Regions from separate parts of the Homo sapiens genome. Here all the other regions are linked to region 1. The links are chromatin loops, found by intact Hi-C in ENCODE. Cell type or tissue: endothelial cell of umbilical vein. All regions are shown on one strand. Region 1 overlaps BNC2 (basonuclin zinc finger protein 2). Region 2 overlaps BNC2 (basonuclin zinc finger protein 2). Region 3 overlaps BNC2 (basonuclin zinc finger protein 2).

Region 1 (8,000 bases):
ACACAGGTGTTAATCATTTTTTGTTTTCACTTGTCTTTTGTATTCATTTTAAAAATAGAGGACCATATTGCGTACACTGCTTTGTAAGCTGCTTTTTGCTTATCAACATTTTGTAACTATCTTTCCATGTTATTAATAACTGAGTTTTAATGCTTTTATCATAATTTAATCATAATTTTGGCTCAGCCATATTAGCTCTTTCTTGATAGATTTTACTGTGTAATTTAATAATCCAGTTTTGGACTTTTCCCACTTAGACTAGTATTCTTTATTAGATTTAACATGAACTAAGTGCTATAAATGAGTCAATATTTTTTTAAAATTATATGTCTGTTTATCAGTGTACTGTTTCAAGTCTATGTATTAGTTAAGTCTGTTCTTCAGGCTTGAACATAGGCATACCTCCTTTTATTGCACTTGGCTTTACTGCACTCTGCAGATACTGCATTTCTTTTACAAATTGAAGCAGTGGCAGAGTTTGAAAGAATTGACTCCAATTTTGAAAGAAGTCCTAGTGTGGATAACATGCTATCCAAAGCATCAATGCTACAGAGAAATCTTTTCTGAATGGAAGAGTCAATTGATGCGGCAAACCGTCTATTTTATGAGTAGACACCACAGCCACCCGTCTTCATCAACCACCACCCTGATCAATCAGCAGCCATCAACATCTAGGCAAGACCCTCTGCCAGCAAAAAGATTACACCTCACTGAAGGCTCAGACGATTGTTAGCATTTTTTAGCAATAAAGTATTTTAGATGTATGTATGCTGTTTTTTTTAGACATAATGCTATTGCACACTTAATAGACTACAGCATCGAATAAACAAATTTTATATGCACTGGGAAACCAAAAAAAAATCATGTGACTTGGTTTATGTGGTGGTTTGGAGTGGAACCTGAGTTCGTCCGATGTTTGCCTGCAGATGCTCATCCTTTACTCTTTCCCCACTACTGTTGGTGCTCCCAGTTCTGCTGTCTGCCTTTATCCAATTGTAAGCCTCAATGTGATTTCTAGATTCACCCTAAGTACTTGCCCTTGATCAGCCCAGCACTGAACTCCCCCAAACACACAAACATTAAAGTTCATTTAGAAAGAGTGAATTTTAGGAAGAAACCACAGAGGCCAAGATCTTCTCTAATTAATGTAGTGAATCTTCTGAATGTAGTGAGTCTTCTGGCCATTTTTTGAGTATTACATTGATAGCTCATTCAAAACGAAAATTATTCACACAACTATGGTGTAAATAAAAAGATGTGATGTTAATATAATTTTTGGATTAGATTATTGCCGAATCAAGCATCTTTACAACATTATAGTTTAGAGTAATGTGTTTGGCTAAATTAGGCAATAAAAGTAAACATAAAAGGTAAACCTTCCCGATTAGTCCTTACATTTGACTTCTCTGTATGTGAAACACTGACAAAAACCAAAAATAATTTCACTACTCTGTATTTATTTTTCTGATTGAGACTTTGGAAAAGTCAAGAATGACAACGGTAGGTATTTCTTTTTTGCAGAACAAGCCTGAGATGGTACTTAGGTGCTTACATACAAGCTACTGATCACTTAATGACATTAAAAAAATTTTAATTACTTATTGCCTTCAGACACTACAGAAGTTTAAAAATCCTACTATTTCCACTTAAATTTCTAGACCAATGCTGTTGGACTTTCTTTCCCTTTAACAGCAATGATTATCCAGTTGAATGTTGTTTCACAGAAAGGAAAAGTGCATTTGTGTAAAAATATCTGGGGCTTGCCAGGGAATCTTTTTCAGAATGCTTTGTGGTTACAAATGAAGCTTATTGTTGTATAAATGGCAAGTTTAAAATCATAGAACTTTTTTGCAGTAGCTCATGGCATGAGTTGATAATCTGCGAATTGCTCTGCGTGTGTGTTTGTGTGTGTTCGCATGCATGCCTCAGCCCATCTGTAAGTAGCTGGATCCTGTGCCGTTCCTCCCCCTGTTTCCCACCTCACTTATTTAGATACATAAATACGCACACTTTTACATCTAAGGCAAACCCCAAAAGATGCATGTGGAAGGCTGGATGTGGGAGAGAGGTGTTTTCCTTTAATTGACCTCTCACGGCGTTCCACTTGATAAAGTGACAACATTTTCTGAAAACTTAAGGTTTTTGAATGTGTGGATTTTCTCCCTACCACTGTAATTTCTGAAACTTTCTCTAAACAAGATGGCTGGCACATTATGGGGACAGAGCAGAGACATAGAACAGAGACAAAGCCGCCCTGAGAAGGCAGACACACTTATATTGCTTGTGGTTTTTCAGTACAGCTGCTTTCAGATGAGCCGGCTTGTTCTAAGCTGGTCCCACTGCCAAAGCAAGACTGTCACACAGCTGGTAGTACTTACTGTACTTGCGGGAAAGTATGTGATTCATTAGTTGGAACCGTATGTTTTTCACCAGTTCTGGTCATGTTTTTGTTAGGATGTGGTAAAAACACAAGCAGGGGGTGAAGGGACAATGGAAACATGTGACTTCTTAAGGATTGGCCTGAACCCGTTATTAGCTAAATTGTACACCGTAAAATGTCCTTTGTACCTCATAAGACAAATGACTTAATTTTTTATTCCTCAGTTGAGGTCATTCAGTCATAAGTGGTAAAAATTATCAACACTGAGCTCTTTTTCTCTTTTTACTTTCTGCAAAGTATTATGATCCGTTTAAACCCCAAATTATAATATGAAGGGAAGTCATGCAAGTAAAAGACATTAATTTGCTGAAAAATGCCCATGACGGGTGAAGAACTTTAACTGGAGTGAACTCTTGCTACTGATAAAATATGAGTATGGTATTACAGCTCATAAGAAACACTTCTAATACCACAGGGTGTGAGGAGAACAATAAATGGGAGTTTCTTTGTCTACACATGATCAAGCAGACTCAAATTGTATGGCTGGAGGATTGAGAGACTAGTCTTTTAAGTAATTTTGGTGTCATTAATGGGCTTGCATCACAGTATCTCTGTAATGCTCAATCCTGGTATTGTGCAGAACTGCTGGTGTGAGCCGCATTGAATATTGGCCTGTTATCACCAGGTTTTTGAGCTTGTGAATATTTTACAACTGCACAGGCCGAACCATATTCTTTGGAAAATGAATGCCATTGCTGCTGTGTTGTGTTCTCCTTACATAGGAATATGCTTTGACATTTGCTTGCTTCTGCTTCATTCTGACACTGGAGTTGTTTTACTTTTGTCCCCACTCCCATAGCCTGCTATTGAGACAGGTGGTATTTTCAAAGTCTAAGTAAAATATTGGCAGATTATGCCTCTACCCTCAGACTCTGTTTTTCAACTGTTCCCTTCTAAAGTTCTGCACCGTTCATGCCTCACTACATACACTCCAGCAGTTGCTGGACTCTGCAGAATTAGAACCAGGTCTGTCTCTGACAATTAGCTCAACTGGCTGCAGGATAAATAAAGGAATGCGCTCAGGGGCTGTAGTCTGTGACACAGTGTAACAGAGCGTAAAAAGGTGCATCTGTTCCATGCCCTGATTCAGTCGCCTCACTGTCACTGGGAAGTTACCGACACGGAGACATGCCCGTGCTGTTTGGTAAACAAGCGGCAGGTATTAAATTAACAGGGCTGTGAGTGTGCAAACGTGCTGCTTTATTAAAAGCCCTGCTATCTTGGCTCACTGCTGGGTCACAGGCAGTTGCTAGAGCATCTAGTAAGATGACTCATGGCACTGCATACTTCAATACCCTGTTCTCGCTTCCTTCCAGAGGGGACCGTTGACATTTGAGAGCCTGATTACGGAAGGAAAAAAAGGAGAAAGAAAAGAGAATACAGGGTGTGTGTGTGTGTGTGTGTGTTTGCCTTTTACGTTTCGTAGGCTAGGCAAGAAGGAGATGAGGGCCAGCACCCCAGAGCCAGGTTTTAGTTTAAATTGGGCTTCTGAATCCAATACTAAATTGCAACCAGGTCTCTGTCTTTGTTGTTGTTTATTTTCTCTGCCTTTCTGTCTCACCCTCCTCATGACTGCTACTTGATTTGTGGTTGAAATAATGAGGGGATAACTGAGAGATGAAAGTTTTGCTCTGTCTGCCTGCACTGGGTGGGCACCATGCATCTTGCAAATGTACTTGCAGGAAAAAACACTTCGACTTTTATTATATTCTTTAAGCATTTATCGCCTTTGCATTTAATATTTTTAATGAAAAACTCGCATTTTAAAGACTTTCTGCTTTCATTCAGCAATGTCATGATTTTTGAAGTTTGTTTTCCCTTCAGCTTCAGGAATGCTTTACACAGGGTCATGTGTGGTTGCCTTGTTGAATTGTTCCTCACTTTTGTGGTCTTATCTTTGAGGAGTCCTCTTTAGATATACCAAGGTCTGTAGGCAAACATTACAAGACAATTTTCAGTACACATGTCTGTGCTAAAGAGACTGGCATTTCTGAAGGTTTCCTGCTCCCCTCCAAGTTGTGTTTCTTTTAAGGGCCCCAACTAGCTCCTCATCCATTAGAAGATGATGTAATGCTAATGGTATCTAGCTCCACACAGCTTGGACCAAAAATGATTCCAGTTGGCTGTATTTGAATGTGAATGACCAGAAGGTGCTAGACATTCTCCACTGTAATTGCAAGTGCTTACCTTGGAAATCTCTTTTGGTTGTAGAGGTCCTTTGGTCCTCATACTAGAGATCATACCGCCACACATGCATTCCTACTGTCCAGACCCATCTTTATTGTTGGCTGTCTTTTTATAGTGATGTCTAGGTAGAGGAGTGCGATGCCCAGGGTCGGGGATAGGGAGGGTGGAGAGGAAGCAGCCTTTCTCATTGTTTGCTCAGAAAGGAAAGTATCCCACTATCTAGAGAGTTAGTGATGCCTCAGAATCTCTTTATCTTTGTAACCTCTTTTCTGTATGAAGTTTAATAAGCCGGCTGTGCAGTTTTTAAAACGCCAGTGGATTCCGCTTTTCACTTGGACCGCCCCCCGCCTTTTGCTCTGAGCATTCACTCCCTGTTTCCTTATTTCCCCCGTTCTCTTTTCCTTTATCTCAGGGGAGTTCCCTGAGTAGCAAGACTGAAAAAGAGCTGAGGTTTATGTTAGAAGAAATTAAGGTTAATGATCATTGGCTCATTTTCATATTCTGTGGGTGTGGATGGAGGAGTAATCAGTGCAGGTGGCCCTGCCAGTTGGGAGTTTTTCTTTGTCATCAAGAAAATAAGGAGAGTGCAGGGATTGAATTACCACAACTATTTCAGGACTAAACATATTTCATTTCCCGATCGGGTCTGGTTTAAGGACGCAAAGCTGACATTAATTTTATCCAAAGAAAGCACAGCATTTTTTTTGTTTCATAATTTGACTAATGCATAGGGTAGATGCATGTTCAAATTTAATTCTAGTATAATCTTACAAATAATTCTCTGAAAAGCAAAGGGGTTTTGATTCAGTTTGACAGTTTATGTTTCTGTGTCCAATTACCACTTAGTTATTGAATGTTAAAAAGCTGCTTTCTAAAATGTGCACTCCGACTGCACCAATTGGCTTCCCAGCTGCCTGCTATTACATGCGAGGTGCTCTCTTCTAACTTTTTAAAGGATGTACACAGTTGAAGTAGTTATGTTTAGCTAGCAAAGGAAGTGGGGGATTTGGTTAGGAAGTGCTTGCTGGCCTTGAAAAACTATCATGTGTGCATTCTCATTTCAGCCACATAAAGATCATTCTTTAAATAAATACTTGTTGGATTAAAAAAACCTTAAATGCTCCGATAAACTAGAGAAATAACTTTGATTTTTTTTAAAAACATGACTTCCATTTGGATCAACTTTTTAAAGTTTTCAATATGCTTTTAATACCACTGATGTAACTTTCTACAAGTGAGGTATTCTGATTCCATGCTTGGAAAAAGAAGATCTACAGGTTGACCAGAGACAATAAAAGTCATTGAGGAAGAGTGTCAACACTTGCCATGCATGGTAGGTTTTGCTTTCTTAGCGGAATGCAGCAGACGACTCAAGTGACCTGATCTGTTTTTAAAGCACAAGGTTTATTTGGCTGTTACAGTGTGAGTATAATATTAATGATACTAATGTAAAATTAACTTTTATGTTGTGTGAGCAGTTTTTCTTGTTTCCCCCTTTAAAATTGCAGATATTTCCTTGTGCATACATCTGGTGTTGTTGCCATAGTGAACATTTATATAACTTTGTTTAAGCCATGAAAAGTTTGGTATAATCGGGTAGTTTGGCAAGTCCACGTGAAGGTGGTTTTCGGTTTTCATAGCCCTGTGGTATGAGTCCACATGCAGTTGAATATTCATTGTATGGCCATTAATATAAATACTTCGTCTAGCTTATTAATAACACATGAAGAGACCATGCCCAGACATTCAAAGGGCAAGAATGTTTTAGTGGTTTCTGGAAGCTCCTTGCTGTGAAGAAATAAGGCTTTTAAAAAACATTGTAGTTTAGAGTTTTGAAGTAGCACTTTAAAATATTTTAAAATACATTTGGTATATCTTAAGAAATTCTTGACTAGGCTAAAACTTAATATTGAACGAAGTGATCTTTTGAGATCAATATGATTTCCAAGTTTGACATTTAAGCAAATCATGTTCTCTGTTTTAAGAAACATTAAACAAGGAGACAAAAATACACAATACATCAGTTTCTAAGGTAACATTATTTCCTACCTTCTGCTTTGCTTTTTACTGAATCCTTTTTACCTTTCCTGCTACTGATAGATCTCAAAACTGGCCTCACGGGGTTTTCCCAAAGGCTTTTGGAAAGATCCATTTACTTTATGACCCACATACATCTGGTATTAGAGCAACTATGAATTAATCCAGCCTCACTTCAGTGTTTATCTGTTATGCATTAGGAATATTTAAAAAGCAAATAATTTAAACTAATGTTTTTCTTGCATGTAAGTTAGATCCTTAAAATCAGCTACACATCATATTAACTTGAAATTTTTAAATAGTCGACTGAATTGCTTTACAAAGTGTAGTTGTTTAAGCCATTCTGATGGTTTTCTCTGCAGGCTCCTTAGCTTTGACAATACTGTTCTACTCCTTCACTTGCATCTACTTGTTAGTGCCTTTTACTTTGGTCTTTTCGTTTCTTTAGAAAGTTCTTCCTTTTGGATACATAGAATATAACGTCATTTATTGATCTCTCTTTTCTGCTACCTTTGTATTAGAATTTTAAACACGTCATGACAGGAAATAATTCAGTCTGGTACAATATGCCCTCTCTCTCCTAGTTTTTAAGTCCTGAGTCTTGTATGCCGCACTTTCAATCTCTGGTGGCTAACCTGACTACTTTGTGTCTCGTTTACTGGAATACGTCCATAAAGCAAGGATACATGTGTGTCTTACATGTCCAACAACGTATTCCAACAAAGGCTTTCAGTGAGCCAGGATGTGTGGCTTAGTTTCACCATCATTTTGGTAAAAATACATGTATTAAACAGATACTGAATTTCTGACTTGCATTTAATCTTCTCCTCCTGTTTTATGTTTTCTTTCTTTGATTCAGACAGCAAACTGATTCAAATCTTCAGTATAACCTATAAAACCAAAGGTTTATTAATATTAGGGTACCCAGAGAATAAAGTTGTTCATCGTTTTTTAACAGTAGAGAAATAAAAATAATAAGGTTTTTTTAGTATATAATTAAGCACTTAAATTGTCACCTGAAATTGTTGTTCTTTACATGCGTTTCCCTTAGCCCTTTGTAATTACCTAACACTGCCAGTTAGCGCCAGTTGTGGGAGCAACAGGCTTCTAAAAATACCCTCCTCCTGGCCTGGCCACCCACCTAAGAACCATGTGAAGAGGTGTTTTGTGAATTATCAGAAAGTTAGGTATAACTGATGCAATCTGTGCAGCTATTTCTGTCAAAAATTGTGCCTCCAAGAGGGATCAGCTACATTATATCTTGTAATTTCAGATACACTTTCTTGGATTTAGTGGAAAAACCTTCTCTGAGGCTTTGGTAACCTTCTGACCAAAT
Region 2 (8,000 bases), 110 kb after region 1:
CCCAGGTCTAACTAGTGTGCTGCCTTTGAAGTCCACCCACTGCCACTAGGGCTCATTCGCCACTACAAAATGAGAAACTCTCCCAGAAGTGAGGGTTGTCTCTACCTGTCCAAAGGAACACATCTCTACATCCGAAGAGGTTATCTCCTAAATCTGCTAAGGTTGATTTGAGATAAAAGCTCCAATTCCTATCTTTTGGGACTTTACGTTAGAATTTTCAGAATCCTTGTCTCTGGCCCTTGATCCATTCAACTAGGGCTACTCCTCTTTCCAGCTCTAGACAAAATTTCTTCTGTAAGAATCACCCCCTCATACCTATCCCTCCCCTCTATTGCTAATGGAATGCACTGGGATTTATCATGCAAATGAAGGTCACACCTCCCAGAGACACAGTCCCTAGACACTACTGGGTTATATTTTAATGACAGCTGAGAAGGTAGGGCCAGTAAAGGAGGCATTCATCCCTGTTTAAAAGAAAACGAAGCACAGTGCTTACCTCTGTCTCTTTCTAAAAATTAATCTGACAATTCTGGCAAGCACACCTTCTCTTCTCAGCATAGAGACATGCTGATAACACACTTGCTTTTTGTTTGTTTGTTTGACTCACCAAACTATATGATAAAGACATTTGTTTTCTGGTTTTATTAAAATATGACTTTAGGGCCGGGCTCAGTGGCTCACGCCTGTAATCCCTGCACTTGGGGAGGCCGAGGCAGGTGGATTGCCTGAGGTCAGGAGATCGGGACCAGCCTGACCAACATGATGAAACCCTGTCCCTACCAAAAATACAAACATTAGCCAGGCATGGTGGTGGGCACCTGTAGTCCCAGCTACTCAGGAGGCTGAGGCAGGAGAATCACGTGAACCCGGGAGACAGAGGTTGCAGTGAGCCAAGACGGTGCTACTGCACTCCAGCAAGACTCTGTCTCAAAAACAAAACAAAAAACAAAAAACAAACAAACAACAACAACAACAACAAAAAATATATATATATATGACTTTTGCACCTGTACATCCCAAATCTCATGTAACAGAGACTTTAGTAGAATATGATTAATAATAGTAAGGTGGGGGCATTTGCCCTTTATACCTAAAAGGCATGTTTTCTATTTTTATTTTATTATTATTATTTTTAAAGATATGGTTTCGCCCTATTACACTGGCTGGAGTGCAGTGGAGTACTCAGTACAGCCTTGACCTCCTGGGTTTTTGCAATCCTCCCACCTCAGCCTACTGAGTAGCTGGGACCACAGGTGCACACCGCCATGCCCAGCTAATTTTGTATTTTTTATGTTTAATAGAGACAGGGTCTCCCTATGTTGCCCAGGCTGGTCTTGAACTCCTGGGCTAAGTGATCCTCCCGCCTTGGCCTCCCAAAGTACTAGGATTACATGCATGAGCAACCACGTTCAGCCATATTTTTAAATTTAATTTTCATTATTATATTTTTATAAATAATTCAAGCTACACCGAAGTATATATAATAGAAAATGAATACACACATCTATTGTCCCTTCTTTCCAGATTTCACTCTCAAGATGCAACTGGTAGGCCCAATAACCAGTCTGTGTTCCTTCGAGACCAGTAAGTTTTAAGGGATTTGGTAGAAACCCTGGCATGAGATATTTGTGCCAAGTACCATTTCGGATTGGTTTACACATCTGAAGTATGGCTGAGAATTCTGCAATTATCTAGTATATTAATCATCTTAGAAAACTCAGGACCCTATGACTTGTCCACCCTGCTTTAGAAATAAAAATGTATATGGTTACATGGAACCTACAATTTACTGTGTTTATATAAACACCCCAGGCATATTTCCTTTCAAAAATGAAATGAATGATATGATTTTTTTGTCTCCTTTAAGCTTTGGAGGAAGGAAGTAAACTAATGAACTTTATGCTCTTGTAAATGTAATGCTTTGCATCATAGGACACCAGGTCAGGTTTGTACATTTACTTAAGTTTGTGTGCACTTGTGTACGTGTGTGTGTGTTTGCAATTAATTTGTCAGGTAAATTACAGCATATAGGAATTACCCTCCCACTGCCCCTTCTTTCTGGCAAGCAATACTGTTTAAAACACATACTCATGATCAGAATTGGGCTAAAACATTTTGTAGAGCTTTATTTATTTAATGAGATACCACTAAAGCCTTAATACTGTAAGGCAAATATTGCAGTGAATGCCAGTATTTCAGTATATAGTAGCATATCCTTGCCTTTCAGTCTGTTAAGATTGACTAACATTTAATTACCTTGCCTATGTTAAAAAAGGAAAGAAATTACCTTATAGGGATATGCAAGCTCCTGAGGTTTCTCAGCTGTGAGCCCAGCCAAGTTGCCCTCCTCCAACTGGCTACTTCCCTCCTCAACACACAGAACCTTATACACAACAGTAAATAACCCTCAATAAATTTGAATCTTATCTCAATCTAAAGACACCACCATCATTATGGGGGAATGTTGTTAGTCCTCAAAACCTCAGTCAGTTTAGAACAACACAGCAGTATCCAAACTTTTTGGCTTCGTCTGGATATTGTTACTGCAAGTGTTGGTGCTGCATTCCTGGATGCCGTTTACAGAGTGATTTCTTAAACATTGGTTGTGTCACAGTGCAACTGACCAGTTTAAAGCCTTTTGCTATTTTGCTCACAATCAAAGAAACCAGAAACATCTAATTAACGTTTACCTCATTTAGAGTTAGAATCACCTGATTATTTTACTACATTTGGAATAAGCATAAGAGATGCTTTTAATACGACAAATTTTAAAACTATCTGGATTAAAACACCTTTTTATTCACTTTTTTATTAAGATAAAACTATAAATTAATAATTAGTCTCCTATTAGTCTTAAGAGATTTTTCAAATGACTTTGGATTTTAAGATGAAAAAAGAAAAAAAAAGAAGCACACATTTAACTGAGTTTGTTTTGTGTGCTTGTTTGTATATTTAGACTGTGTGTACTAGAAAGAACCCGCTTTGGGATAGAAATAAAGACTCTTTGAGTTCTCACCCTGTATTGGGGGGGTTTCTGGGTACCTATGTATGTAATTTGGACATTGATGATACATAAGTGATATTTATCTCAGTTGGTATAGAAGGTCTCATGAGTTATCTTGACAGCTGCATAACTGTTATCCACTGTAAACTCGCTTCTTTAGGTTAGTGTGGTTAGTTTTTTTTTTTTTAAGTTTCCGCATAATCATTGGGGAATCTTAGCATTTAACTTGCAAACGCTTCTCAGAGTTCTGATACCTGAGGCGGCATCACAAGAACGTTATCTACACCAGCCCCATCTTGGTAGGACTGAAAAAAAACAAACAAACCAAGAACAACACAAAGAAAATGCATGTTAATGTGGCTGAATATTCATTAGAACCCTGCGGCCTGGGGCTGGAAGCACAGTTAGGCTGTGTGTTTACCAGGCCACCCGAAAGGCAAGAGGGCATAAGGCACTTAGAAACAGTGGCTCAGCTCAAGCAGTGTTGTCTTTGAAAAGTTTTCATTTTCCCTTGAATCAGCTACAGTCTCTTACTTAAGGTCACTGCAGTTTGCAATCTTTGGCAGAAGACTTCTTCCTTTTATGGTAGTGGCAGTCTGACTTTTTTTTTTTTCCCTTTTGGAAGTGTTTTCCTCTCAAACTGCCATTATCTTCCAAACCTGTTTCATGTTACAATTGTCAGATGCCTCTTTTCTGAATTTCTTAGAACATAATGCAATGAGATGTATATATATATATATCTTTTTTTTAGCATGGAATTGAAAGTCATATGGTTATGATTTGAGAATGTCAAGCTTGATTTTTTTTTTCAGAGGTTTTTTTTAAATTTTTTTTTTTTTTCAAATTGTACCTTTTTCTCTGGGCAGTGAACTCACTGCAGAGACATCAAAGAGAATGTGTACTGGATCAAGGTGATTTTTTTTCGACCACATCATTGCCAGCTGTGGTGTTTATGATTAGAGACAGACGTTCCAGACACCTCCGAGTCCTCACTAAGCGTCAGATCTTTAACGGGATCCATCCCAACTGAGTGACACTAAACAGACAGCCAGAGGGGAGTTGGTGGGATAGAACAGGGAAGAGGGCGGGTGAGGGTGAGGGAGGCTTTGGTGCCGGGTGCATTCACCAGCCAAGCTCCGCTAATGCCAGGCTGCAGGCTGCCCAGAGGCCCCGTAGCATTCCTTTCAGCACAGCTTTCATTAGCCAAGGGGATGACTGGAGCCCAGCAAACACAGTCATTGATCCTCTTCTCACCGGGCGCAGGGATGCAGTGTTCAGGTCACAGCCCAGTCGGCTTTGAAGCGGCTCCATTTCAGACACTGACAGCCACAGACTATTGGCTTCTTGGAGCTGACATGATTCCCTCTCGGATCTCCATGCTCTGCTCCATGCAGCTAATGATGTTGAATTCCCTCTGGATGTTGCTTCCACTTGCAATATTAACACTTGTTCAGTGGTCCTATTGATGCAAGAATTATGTAAATAGCCAACAGTACTGATAGCTGTGCATTAAAGGGAGTTCTCTTTCCTCCCGTCTGTTCCCTTCTGGGTCAGTGTAACTGCCAGACAGTTTTGCTGGTTCCAGAAACCAGAATATATATCTGGAATCAGTAATCAATGTGGTGGTTTGGAGTTCAATAATTGGAATTTTTAAAATCAAGATGATCTGCTTATCCAGTGATTGCCATTAGCAATGAAGAAAGAAATGGTTTTGTTGACAACTACTTATTTCTCTCTCCATGTGAAAGTGTTTTTTTGTTTGTTTGTTTGTTTTTCAATTCTGTCATCATCGAGACGTGGATCCCTTGCTAACAACAGTTCCTGGTGACTATAGAAATTAAGACTCCTTAGAAGAAAAATGTTATTATTACAATTCAAAAAAGAAACAAATGTGCTCACCTGTTGGTGGGAGGACAACTGAAATTTGCATGTCAACTGTAAACATCTGAAAGATAAATAAGAGAGGAAAGAAAGTTTATGATACAGATAACAGATTGCTAGTACAGAGCTGCTTTTTCAGAACCTCTCCTTTATTACCAGTATTTTTCCCCCCTTTTTAAAAAAAAATCTAAACAATTAGATGTCAGCATTGGGTGAAAAACACATAACAAAAGATTCTGGCTTTTGCTCATCATTCTGATCTCCCTGCTCTGCATACTGAAGCCCCACTTCCTTTTGTTGTCCTCCCAGTGGAATTTCAGCCACTCAGACCAGTCAGGGGTGTGTTGGCAGCTATCCTCTTTGAATGGTAGAGAGTACATTTATTCTTTGCACAGAAGGAACATGAAAATTTGGTTTGAAACCTAGTAACTCTCAGGCTGCATGGTCTGGAGACAATAGAAGTATTTCATCCCTTGAAACCAGACGAATCTTGAGTAATCAGGTGAACCTGCCTTGCTGGCTGGTGGTGCTTCACTGAAGGGTTGGACCAGGGTGTAGAAAGGACTTTGGTGGTTCAGATTTCCACTGGAAAACTGTGACATCCTGCCATCTCAGAGAAGAAAGTTGCAGGAGATAGCCACACGTATAGGTGATTCCTGCTTATCTGGCTAATAATATTCTTGCTAATATTTTTGAAAAGAAATTAGTTTTGGGCCTTCACGGAAGCTAACATTTAATCTCATAGGGCATAAACACGAGCGTAGGGTGGAATAACAGCCTAATGTTTTGAACCCCATGAATTTGCTAATCCATAGGAAGTTCCATTAAGAAACTCCCTAGTTCATCATTCATAGTATTTCACCTGTAGCTCTAATCCCCAGGCCCATGACTGCCCTTCTCTCTTCTGAGTTGTGTGTCAGTCTTCAACCTACGGTCCTTCCCGACTATGGACTCATGTACAACTCTGAATGAAACTAGCATCTTTCAAAGAAGAGTCTAGTTTTCTTCCTGGTCCTGTACCCCTCTGTGTTTCGTTGTACTAGAGAAATTTCTTATTTATTAAGAACCTTTTCGGCCTGGCGCGGTGGCTCATGCCTGTGATCCCAGCACTTGGGAGGCCGAGGCGGGAGGATCACGAGGTCAGGAAATCGAGACCATCCTGGCTAATATGGTGAAACCCGTCTCCACTAAAAATACAAAAAATTAGCGGGGCATGGTGGCAGGCACCTGTAGCCCCAGCTACTCGGGAGGCTGAGGCAGGAGAATGGTGTGAACCCAGGAGGCAGAGCTTGCAGTGAGCCGAGATCGTGCCACTGCACTCCAGCCTGGGCAACAGAGCGAGACTCTGTCTCAAAAAAAAAAAAAAAAAAAAAAAAAGAACCTTTTCTCATGTCTTAGACCCGTGTCTTCATAAAAGCTATTTACTTTAATAAAGTTTTCACATTTTGAGGGGAAAATAGTAATAAATAACATTCTATACCTTTCATTTGCATGAACACTTTATTTCATTATTATGTTTTTCTTTTCTTTTCTTTTTTATTTCATTTGAGACAGAGTCTCATTCTGTCACCCAGGCTGGAGTGCACTGGTGTGATCTCAGCTCCCTGCAACCTCTGCAGGTTCAAGCGATTCTCATGTCTCAGCCTCCCAAGTAGCTGGGATTACAAACATGCGCCAAAATACCCAGCTAATTTTTCTATTTTTAGTGGAGACGGGTTTCACCATGTTGGCCAGGCTGGTCTCGAAATCCTGGCCTCAAGTGATCTTCCCCCCTCAGCCTCCCAAAGTGTTTGGATTTCAGGCATGAGCCACCACGCCCAGCCATATCTCATTATTTTTTAAAAGTTTATTTTGTATGAAGAAAGTTATGCTTTATGCCAGTGCTACCCTTCTCCAGTAAAACAACTAATTGATGGTTGAGATGATTGTTTTATTTGATGAAAAATGATACTTTTATATCAAAAAGATTCTTACTAGTTTTTTATAGAAACCCCTTAAAACATCAAAGTTTTATAGTGTACATAAAAGATGTGTTTGTCCACATACTAACCTCGCAAATAAATGTATAAAGTAAAACAACAAAGTAGTTTTATTAGATGTGCCTTTGTCATCATGCAACAAGTTAGTTCAGTTGGTTGTTTATTTAATTACATTGTGCTCAGGTTCTATTTGTGTGTGTGTGTGTGTGTGTGCGCGTGTGTTACCTTTATTGGTCTTTAGGACTGCTGTGTGTCAGCATTATCCCATTTTACAGGTTATGCCACGGAGGCAGAAACAAGCTCTCATCAGTTTGATTGTGAGTTATTGGCTTGAGGATTATTATGACTCATGATATTTTAGTGTCCTCAGTAACAATAACTTTTTAAATTGCTCAGAATTTTATTTACCACATGTTGAAATAGCATGATTTTTAAAAGTACTCAGTCCTTCTATTTGACAGAATAGAATAATTTCATCAGTAATTTGATGATCAAACACCCTTTTAAGGATTTCATTTCCTCATCACTTCAAGGAAAGAAAAAATATTAATATTGAGGAGGGTAATGCGTGTGAAGCTTTCTTCAAATTATGTTTGTGTGTATTCACATGTGTATACAATAGATTAATAGGTAAAATAGATCAATAGATTAATCGCTTGATTCAAACAAATAAAAGTAGGTTTCACATAAATTTTTGATTCTGTTGTATATATTTGCATTAGTATTATAAGTATCATAATGAGATTTTTACGGAGAGCACTTTTGATGGAATTTTAAATGAATGTTTTAATGTATTATTGGCTGGCACAGACACACAAGTACACAAATCCTTTAGTGTGATGGCCTTGTGCTTGTTTTGGTGAAATAGTATTACTTCTATGATACATGAAAAAATACCTTTGCTTACTTTATCGGCAAAAGGTCTTTATTCTTCTGCCCCTGGAGTTAGGTTAAGAGTATATTTATTAGCCAGGTGCAGTGTGTCTCACGCCTGTAATCTCAGCACTTTGGGGGGCTGAGGCCCATGGATTCCTTGAGCTCAGAAGTTCAAGACCTGCCTGGGCAACACAGCGAAACCCCGTCTCTACAAAAAAATACAAAAATTAGCCAGGCATGGTGGCTTACACCTATAGTCC
Region 3 (8,000 bases), 100 kb after region 1:
CTTTTTCCACAACAGGGACCAGAATTAGGTAAGAAAATTTGGGAAGATGTCAAAATATATCAAAGCTTCCTTTTAAATATGTGTTATTGGTTTTTGATTATGAAAGTAATACAAAATTAATATAAAATTGAAACATTGCAGTAATGTATAATGCAAAAATGAAAACTGTCCATAGCCCCTTTTTGTAGAGATAACACTTCTCCATATGTTATCATTATCATGTATCTGTGGCACTAATTATGATTATTAGTAAATGGATTCATTCTATGTATATTTTTCTTATATCCTACTGTTTAAAAAATATATCTTGTGGTTGACCAAAAAATATCTACCCACTTCCACTCAAAATATCCATGTCAAATCCCTGGAGCCTGTGAATGGTACCTTATTTGGAAAAAAGGGTTTTTGCAGATGTGATTAAGTCAAGGATTTTAAGATAAGGAGATAATCTCGGACTCTGTGGGTAGGCCCTAACTACCATCCTGTGTATCCGTGTAAGATATTAGGAGATTACATACAGAGCAGAAGACATATGCAAAGGAGGAGGTGAGGTAAAGATGGCGGCAGAGCCTCCGGAAGCTAGGAGAGAGGCATGCAACAGATTATTTCCCAGAGCCTCTGAGTGGAACACAGCCCTACTCACACCTCAATTGCAAACTTCTGGCCTCTGGAACAGAGAGAGAATATGTTTCCATTGTTATAAGCCACTACGGTGGTAGTAATTTGGTGTGGCAGCCCTAGGAAACTAATACAGGCCTCTTTCCACGTTAGTATAGAGAGATCTCATCCATTTTTTGAACCTCCATATAATTTCCCATTATGTGGATATACCATAATTTATTTAGTCACTTATTTAAAGACAGTTGGGTTGTTTTCAGTGTTTGGGCTTTTCAAACACTGTTGTAGGAAATATCCTTATATGTGTTTATTACTGTGTATGTTTGTTTTTGTAGAATAAATATTTAGAAGTAGAATTGCCAGGTCATTATGTAGGTACTTCTAAAACTATTGTATTTTGGGTAAATATGACATCTGCCACTTTGATAGGAATATTTATGCTACTCTATCATGACTCTGGACCATAAACAAAGTAGATAACTATAGAAACCATCTCATATATTAACATTTAGAAAATCAACAGTGGAAGTTGTTCCTCTCAACTCAGTGTTCTGAAAAGCCTGAAAGCTCAATATATACTGAGTTGAAAATCTATGAGAATAAATATCCTCAACAAGTTTTTGTATTTTCGTTTCTCTAGGAACTGAAAATTTCTGTGACATACCTATTGTTTTCCCACCATGAAACAAGAGCTGTTAAAGAGATGACAAGAAAAAATAAGAGAAAAAGTTATATTCAAGAACTATTGTCATTTTAGAAAATAAGTCATATATTATTAATGGAGTTTGTTAGTAACAATTATCTTAAGTAATAATTATTCAAAATTGTAAAGACCAAACCTCTATCGTTTCTTTGTCATGATTTTTCTTCTCATTTTGTCATTCTAACCCCACAGCTCTTCAATCTTTCCTCACTTCCAAGTCCATTTTACTGTTGATAATACAAGATGCATTTGGCATCTGTTCTGTTGTTAAAGCCCTCAGGAAAAATTATAAAGCTGTTCTTGCAAATTCATCATTATTGTTAAGAACCGTAATTTACCTCATGGTTATCTCATCCTTTTTCCACCTCTTACCTGAGCTCCAGGATGACATTGCCTTCCTGGGTGAGGCAGCGTTGCAGCATCTCATCTCTCCCACCTTAATTTGTAGCGATGCGTTGCATTTGGGTGACAGGCAGTTGTTCGTGCTTGAATAACTCAGGATTTGAATTCTACAGTTTGTGGCATCCGTGTAATGCTTAGCAGTAGGTACAGCTGTTAACTATTCGCTTATAAATAATCTTTTTTGCCTCTCAACCTGTCTCCCAGGTAGTGTACCTGTCACCATTAATAACTCTTTAGCCGCTCCCTAGTGATTTGACCTATCAGTTGTCGTTCACAGAAAAGTGGTGCTCTGGCCTGCTATTGAAGCTTATGCAGGTTCTTTCAGCTCCTCAGTCACCCCAGCAGCCATATACTTGTAGGAAGTTGTGTTGGTGGGCTTCACAAGCAGGCAGCTGAACACTTCGTACAGTTTGATAAAGGTGGCATTACATTTTGAACAATAGATGATAAGACTCCCATTTAGACCGCAAAACAGTGCCACAGGGGTAGACAGGGGTCTGGGGGAGATAAGATGGGTGGTGAAGATGACCAACAGCAAATAAACTTTCCTGTCTCTTTGATGCTAATTATCTCTTTGCACCTAATTATCATGGCATCATCATCATCCTCTGATGTTTGCAAACTAAGAGTTGATGTGTTTGATCAGGTTAGTGAATCTGTCAGGTATGGCATTCTGCCTGTTTCTGAAGCTTAAGAATGAGAAGCCAGTAGCTATCATGCGGAAGATGTGAACTGCCCCCCAGTCCTTGTCCTTTAGCAGTGTGTCATTCCTCTGTTTGGACATGTGCTCTCTTGCTTCCTCTCTTCCTCTCTCTGTTCCTGAAGTGTGCTGCTTCCAACACTTCCCCAAATTAATTCCTACCTGCATTTAGGTCTCAACCTAGCCATCACTTTTTCAGGAAACTGCTACTGCTCTCTCTATTTGGCATTGACTGTACCAACTAAAATGCCCATATGGCAGTTTTCGTTTATTTCTTATTATGCTCTACAATAACTGCTTGTTTACTTGTCTTTTTCTCCTACTGGATTGTAAGTTTTTTCATGGATGGTACATAGTGTTGTTTGCTATATCCACGTTCTGGGAGTGTCATAGAATCTCAATAAATTTATGTGAAGAGAATGAGAATTTATTTTTTATGAACTCACTTTCCATTGACATATCATGGTCATATCAATGGGGAGTTCAGGCAATAAATTATGGCATATATTGTCTACTGTATACTGTGCTGGCACCAGGGGTTCAGATAGGAAAACATTTCGATTGCTTTTTACCCTTTTAGTGAGTGACTAATGGACATTTCTTTGTCTGAGGATATATCTTGGCAGTACAGGATTTCTTCAGACGTGGCTCAGGAAATGGCCGAGAGTAAGGTGAATCACAAGGCAAAAAAAAAAAAAAAAAAAAAAAAAAGCATTAAACTATGTTGGGAAGTAATCCCAGCATTGGTGGACACACATTATGTTTTTAAAAATAAATCCTCCAAGGAGGTAAATCAGTTAGGTATTATGTTGGTTTGGTTTTCATTTGGAAAGGAATTTACCTCGTAAACGATCTTTGTTATCCTTATCTCACTGGGTGTAAGGAGTTAGCAAATGATCACATTTTTAATACCCAGAAAAATACCATATTCTTTGCCACACAGATGTACGCATATGCCACATATACATACATATATGTGTATGTATGTGTTCCTTTATATATAATTAAATACAACAGTGATCTGAAAAGACCAAAAAGAGTAAGAAACTTAGCATTTTAGGGAGAACAAAAACAAAAACCCAGGATGAAGCATTTTAGTTTACCTTTATAAAGATCAGGACAGGTTATGTCTGTAGGAACTTATATACAGTATCTAGTAGATAGAATGATAAAATAAGAAACAAAAAGTATTTAGTCATAAGTTCAAGGATAGACTCTTGATTGTGCTGTATCAAATACACTTTTAAAGTTAAAATGTATTCTAAAAAGGAATACATGCCTTTAGCAAAAAAAAATTATATAAAGGACTGTGGTTGAAAGTAAGTGATATTGGGGTATAGTTCTAGAAATAGTCTGTGCATGTAAAACACAACATATCTTTCTGTGTGTTTGATAAAAATGGTGAAGGGGAATATAGTGAGCACATTATTCTGCACTTTTCCTTTTTCACTTAATAATATATCTTGTAAACAACTTCATATCAGCACATAAAGAGCTACCTCATTCTTTTTTAACAGCTGCATTGTATGGATGTATCGTAATTTGTGTGCCTATTCCTTCATACACTGGTAGACTAGGTGATGAAACATATTTTTGATCTTTGGTATTCTGGTTGTTGATAGGGGATAAATGGTAGTACATTGCTTTTATTTGCATTTCTCTTAATGAGTAAGGTTTACCATCCTTTTATGATTATCAGTCATTTCTGTTTCCATTTTTTTTCTAAACGTCTTTTCAGGTTCTTTCTATATTTCTATTGCGTTGTAAATCCGTTTCATTTTTAGCACCTTTTTGTATCTAAAGAGTATTAGCCCATAGTATATCTGTATTGTGAATAGTTGTTCATAGTTGGTTTTCAGCTCTTTACCTTGTTTTTGCTTTTGCTTTTCATTTGTTTTTGTTGCGTAGTTGGTTTTCTTTTTTTAAGTTTTGTGTGGTTTTATTACCTTTTGATTGACTTTTGATTCTTGAGTCTGGCTTAGAAAGATCTTCAAGTCCTTAAAACAATGTGAACTAGTTAATGTTATCTAGTTATCAATGTTATCTACTAGTATTTTATGTAGTAATTGTATTCAGTGAATTTCAATCTCCTTCCCCCCCCCTCCCCCACTCCGGGTCTCTGTCTGTCACCCAGCTGGAGTGCAGTGGCGCTATCACAGCTCACTGCAGCTTTGACCTTTCAGGCTCAAGTGATCCTCCCACCTTAGCCTTCTGAGTGGCTAGGACTGCAGGTGGTGCCACCACACCCAGCTAATTTTTGTATTTTTTGTAGAGACAGGGTCAAACTATGTTGCCCAGGCTGGTCTTGAACTCCTGGCCTCAAATGATCTTCCTGCCTTGGCCTCCCAAAGTGCTGGGATTGCTGGCATGAGCCACTGCATCTGGCCTGAATTTCAGTCTTACTGAATAAAATTTTTCAGCCAGGATTGTTATTTTCTTAAGGTAATAAATGTTGTTGTATAGAGCTTATTATTAATAAGATTTTTCATTCATCTATTTTTTCTTCCACTGTATTGTTATTTTAATGACATTTATTTACACAGAGTATGTTAAACATGTTCAGTAGATTATTATACATAGGAACATCAGAGTCCTATTTAGCAAATAGACTAATTTAAGCTCCTAATATTTTTAGGTATAATCCTGAATGTGTATTTAGAATAAGAAATCACCCCCCAAAAAAAAACAGGAAATGGAAACAGGAATCAAGGAGATTTGGGCCCTTTCCTTCTAAATTTCCTTAGGGAACTTGTCAGAAGTGCTTACCTAGAAATCTTGCCTGTTTGCACTCTGGCGTCTCCTTACCACCTAGGATGTTCTCTTACTCTGAAACTCCTAACGACCTAGGCAAATGAGAGACCTGAGCTGAAGCCCCATTCACTCTCAGGTTAAATCTGGTGTCTACTAGTAGCTCATACTGTACTTCATTACAGTTTCATCAGTCATTAACACTGGTAGCAGTTTCAAAGGGGTCACAGTCAACTCTGTTGCTACTGGTTTCCTTGTCATTTTATTTAACTTTTTTGTCTTTATTATAATTCGCTTCTTTTACCATGCATGGTGTTCTCACCCCAAGTGCTCATTAGGTAGTAAAGAGGAAAAGGTGGAGATTGAAGAAGCAGCTTATTTCACAGCATAATCTCATATGGTGGTGTTTTGTTTTTTTGGGTGAAGCTAAAATCTGTTAGAGTTGTAAAATAGAACAGTTATTAAAATATTCTTTTTTGAGATGGAATTGTTGTCCAGGCTGGAGTGCAGTAGCACAATCTCAGCTCACTGCAATCTCTGCCTCCTGGACGATCTCAGTTCACTGCAATCTCTGCCTCCTGGGTTCAAGCGATTCTCCTGCCTCAGCCTCCCAAGTAGCTGGGATTACAGGCGTCTGCCACCATGCCTGGCTAATTTTTTGTATTTTTAGTAGAGACAGGGTTTCACCATGTTGGCCAGGCTGGTCTCGAACTATTGACCTCAGGTGATCCGCCCGCCTCGGCCTCTGGTGTTGGGATTATAGGTGTGAGCCACCGCGCTGGGCCAAAAGATTCTTTTAATCTTTTTTTGTATTCTTTTTCCAGAAAGTTTATACCTTTCTTCTCTTTAGTCATACTTTGAAGAGGGTTTAACAAGATTCACCTTCACAGTTGTTTTTCAAGGCAGCGTTAGGACCTGACATTAATTGTTTTTTTTTGTTTTGTTTTTTTTTTTTGTTTTGAGACGGGGTCTTGCTATTTCGTCCAGGCTGGAGTGCAGTGGCGCTATCTCGGCTCACTGCAAGCTCCGCCTCCCGGGTTCATGCCATTCTCCTGCCTTAGCCTCCCAAGTAGCTGGGACCACAGGCGCCTGCCACCCTGCCCGGCTAATTTTTTGTGTTTTTAGTAGAGACAGGGTTTCATCGTGTTAGCCAGGATGGTCTCCATCTCCTGACTTCATGATCCACCCACCTCGGCCTCCCAAAGTGCTGGGATTACAGGTGTGAGCCACCGCGTCCGGCCAGTTGTTTTATTTTAAAAACCCTTTCCGTGTTATGTTTGTGAACAGAGCCATTTTCATTGATACCGCTTTGAAAACACACGAATAGACACTGAAACTCGATACCTGTGTTTTCTCTCACCAGTTCTGCTTCCATGTTTCATTTTCACTGTTCTCAGTCTTCTGATTGAGTGAATAATTAAATGATGACCTGAGAGATTGGTGGGAGTGAACTCTTGGAGCATCCAGCTTTCTTTATGAGGCTTAGACTGGCTTTTCTTTCCCATCATGGTTTTAGGCTTGATAGATGACTTTATACTTTTCTGGACAGCTGGGGGTTAAAACAGAGTGGTGGTTTTGATTTTTGGCATTTTTCAGCTGCTCCTCAGGAGAATATAAAGTGCCTGTGGAGCAGGTCCAAATCGGTGGATGTTTAAGAGAAGGGGGAAAAAATAGCTGAAGAACATTCTTCTGTGACTTAGTTGCCTTCTGTTGCATTAAATGGATGGAAAGGGGGAATAAGTGTTGTGCTTTATCGTTTTTAACATTAAAACTCTTTTAAAAAGCTTCAAACCTTAAAAAACACGAAATGACCTTCAGGCCTCTTGGCTCCCACTGTTCAGGTTATCAAGTCTCAGTCACACCCTCCCCCATCCCTGTAAAAAATCTAAAGAGAAGTGTGAAAAGCATCAGAAAGTCTCCTTTTGCCAGTTCAGCCTTTTAGTCGCTTGCCAGCACCTTCATCTCTTCATATGTCTCTAGCTAAGGTCTTACATGGAACAAAAACCCGACAGCAATGGAGACCAGATGCCGGTATTTCTTCTCTGTCACTTGGCTGCTGAGCAGATGGAATTTATATCAATCGGGCATGCTAGGAGGAAGAGGCCGTGGCAGCCAACATGTGGAACTGGGGCTGAGTGACATTTCTGCTAATGTTTTGTCCTTGTAGAACATTATGCTTCCTCTTTGCTTATGAGCTGTGGTTTTCCTGACTCAGACTAGGTTCCAGCTCCAGCTGGAATGGCTGTTGCTCTTCCCCTCTCCTCCTGCCCCCCTTTTCAGGGAGTGCTGGGAGCTAAGGAGGAGTAGTGGGGCCTGCACAATGGAGCTCTTTATTAAAATACCTGACATCTGCATGCAATGCACCAAAATCATCTCAGCTCAAGCAGAGGAATGTGCTGGGCATTACTAGTCACTTTTTGTCTAGTGCTGTGTGCTTGTTTGATTTATATAATGAGTGAGTGCCTCTGGCAAAAGAGGATGTTGAGCATATTATTGGAGGAAGGGAGCTTTTTAATTTTTTCCAAGAACATTGTCACAGACAGGCCTAATACTCATACAAAAATATGAGTATTTAAAAACGGTTGCAGCTATCCCATGGATTTCTTGCTGTGGCTTAAAAAATGTTACACCCCCCTCTGCTCCATTTAAGGTAAAATTAGAACTCAGTAATCCAATTTAACATGATATGGAGTTTTAATGTTGGTGACTACTGTTAGTAGGAAGTAGCACTTTTAAGGAATCTCACGTTACAAAGAATCTCTGGAAGGAAAACGTAAAATACATGTCAAAAAACCATAAAGGCACACACATAGAAAGAATTATTGGTGA

The links. Hi-C counts contacts between places; a loop is a spot of excess contacts. Peaks named below come from ENCODE experiments on the same cell type or tissue, not always from the same donor. Only the 100,000 strongest peaks of a DNase experiment are listed, where the experiment ranks them.
Region 2: a loop joins it to region 1, with 7 times the contacts of the local background. A loop is called at or near these places in 4 of 110 quality-filtered maps.
Region 3: a loop joins it to region 1, with 2.9 times the contacts of the local background. A loop is called at or near these places in 4 of 110 quality-filtered maps.

The regions. Positions count from the first base shown.
Region 1 is chr9:16,622,525-16,630,524 of GRCh38, reverse strand. The region is part of intron 3 of BNC2 (basonuclin zinc finger protein 2); the gene reads left to right. Among named protein-coding and RNA genes, the nearest start is that of BNC2-AS1, 100 kb to the left of the region's middle. RefSeq lists an enhancer at 3,028-3,561. In endothelial cell of umbilical vein, no CTCF peak of the experiment used is centred here; DNase peaks (open chromatin) are centred at 2,434, 3,734 and 4,464; H3K27ac peaks cover 4,216 bases.
Region 2 is chr9:16,511,562-16,519,561 of GRCh38, reverse strand. All of the region lies in intron 5 of BNC2 (basonuclin zinc finger protein 2), which reads left to right. Among named protein-coding and RNA genes, the nearest start is that of BNC2-AS1, 210 kb to the left of the region's middle. RefSeq lists enhancers at 3,084-3,644, 3,659-4,225, 4,226-4,794, 4,890-5,472. In endothelial cell of umbilical vein, no CTCF peak of the experiment used is centred here; DNase peaks (open chromatin) are centred at 2,431 and 3,481; H3K27ac peaks cover 560 bases.
Region 3 is chr9:16,521,602-16,529,601 of GRCh38, reverse strand. All of the region lies in intron 5 of BNC2 (basonuclin zinc finger protein 2), which reads left to right. Among named protein-coding and RNA genes, the nearest start is that of BNC2-AS1, 200 kb to the left of the region's middle. In endothelial cell of umbilical vein, no CTCF peak of the experiment used is centred here; DNase peaks (open chromatin) are centred at 3,011 and 7,391; H3K27ac peaks cover 1,940 bases.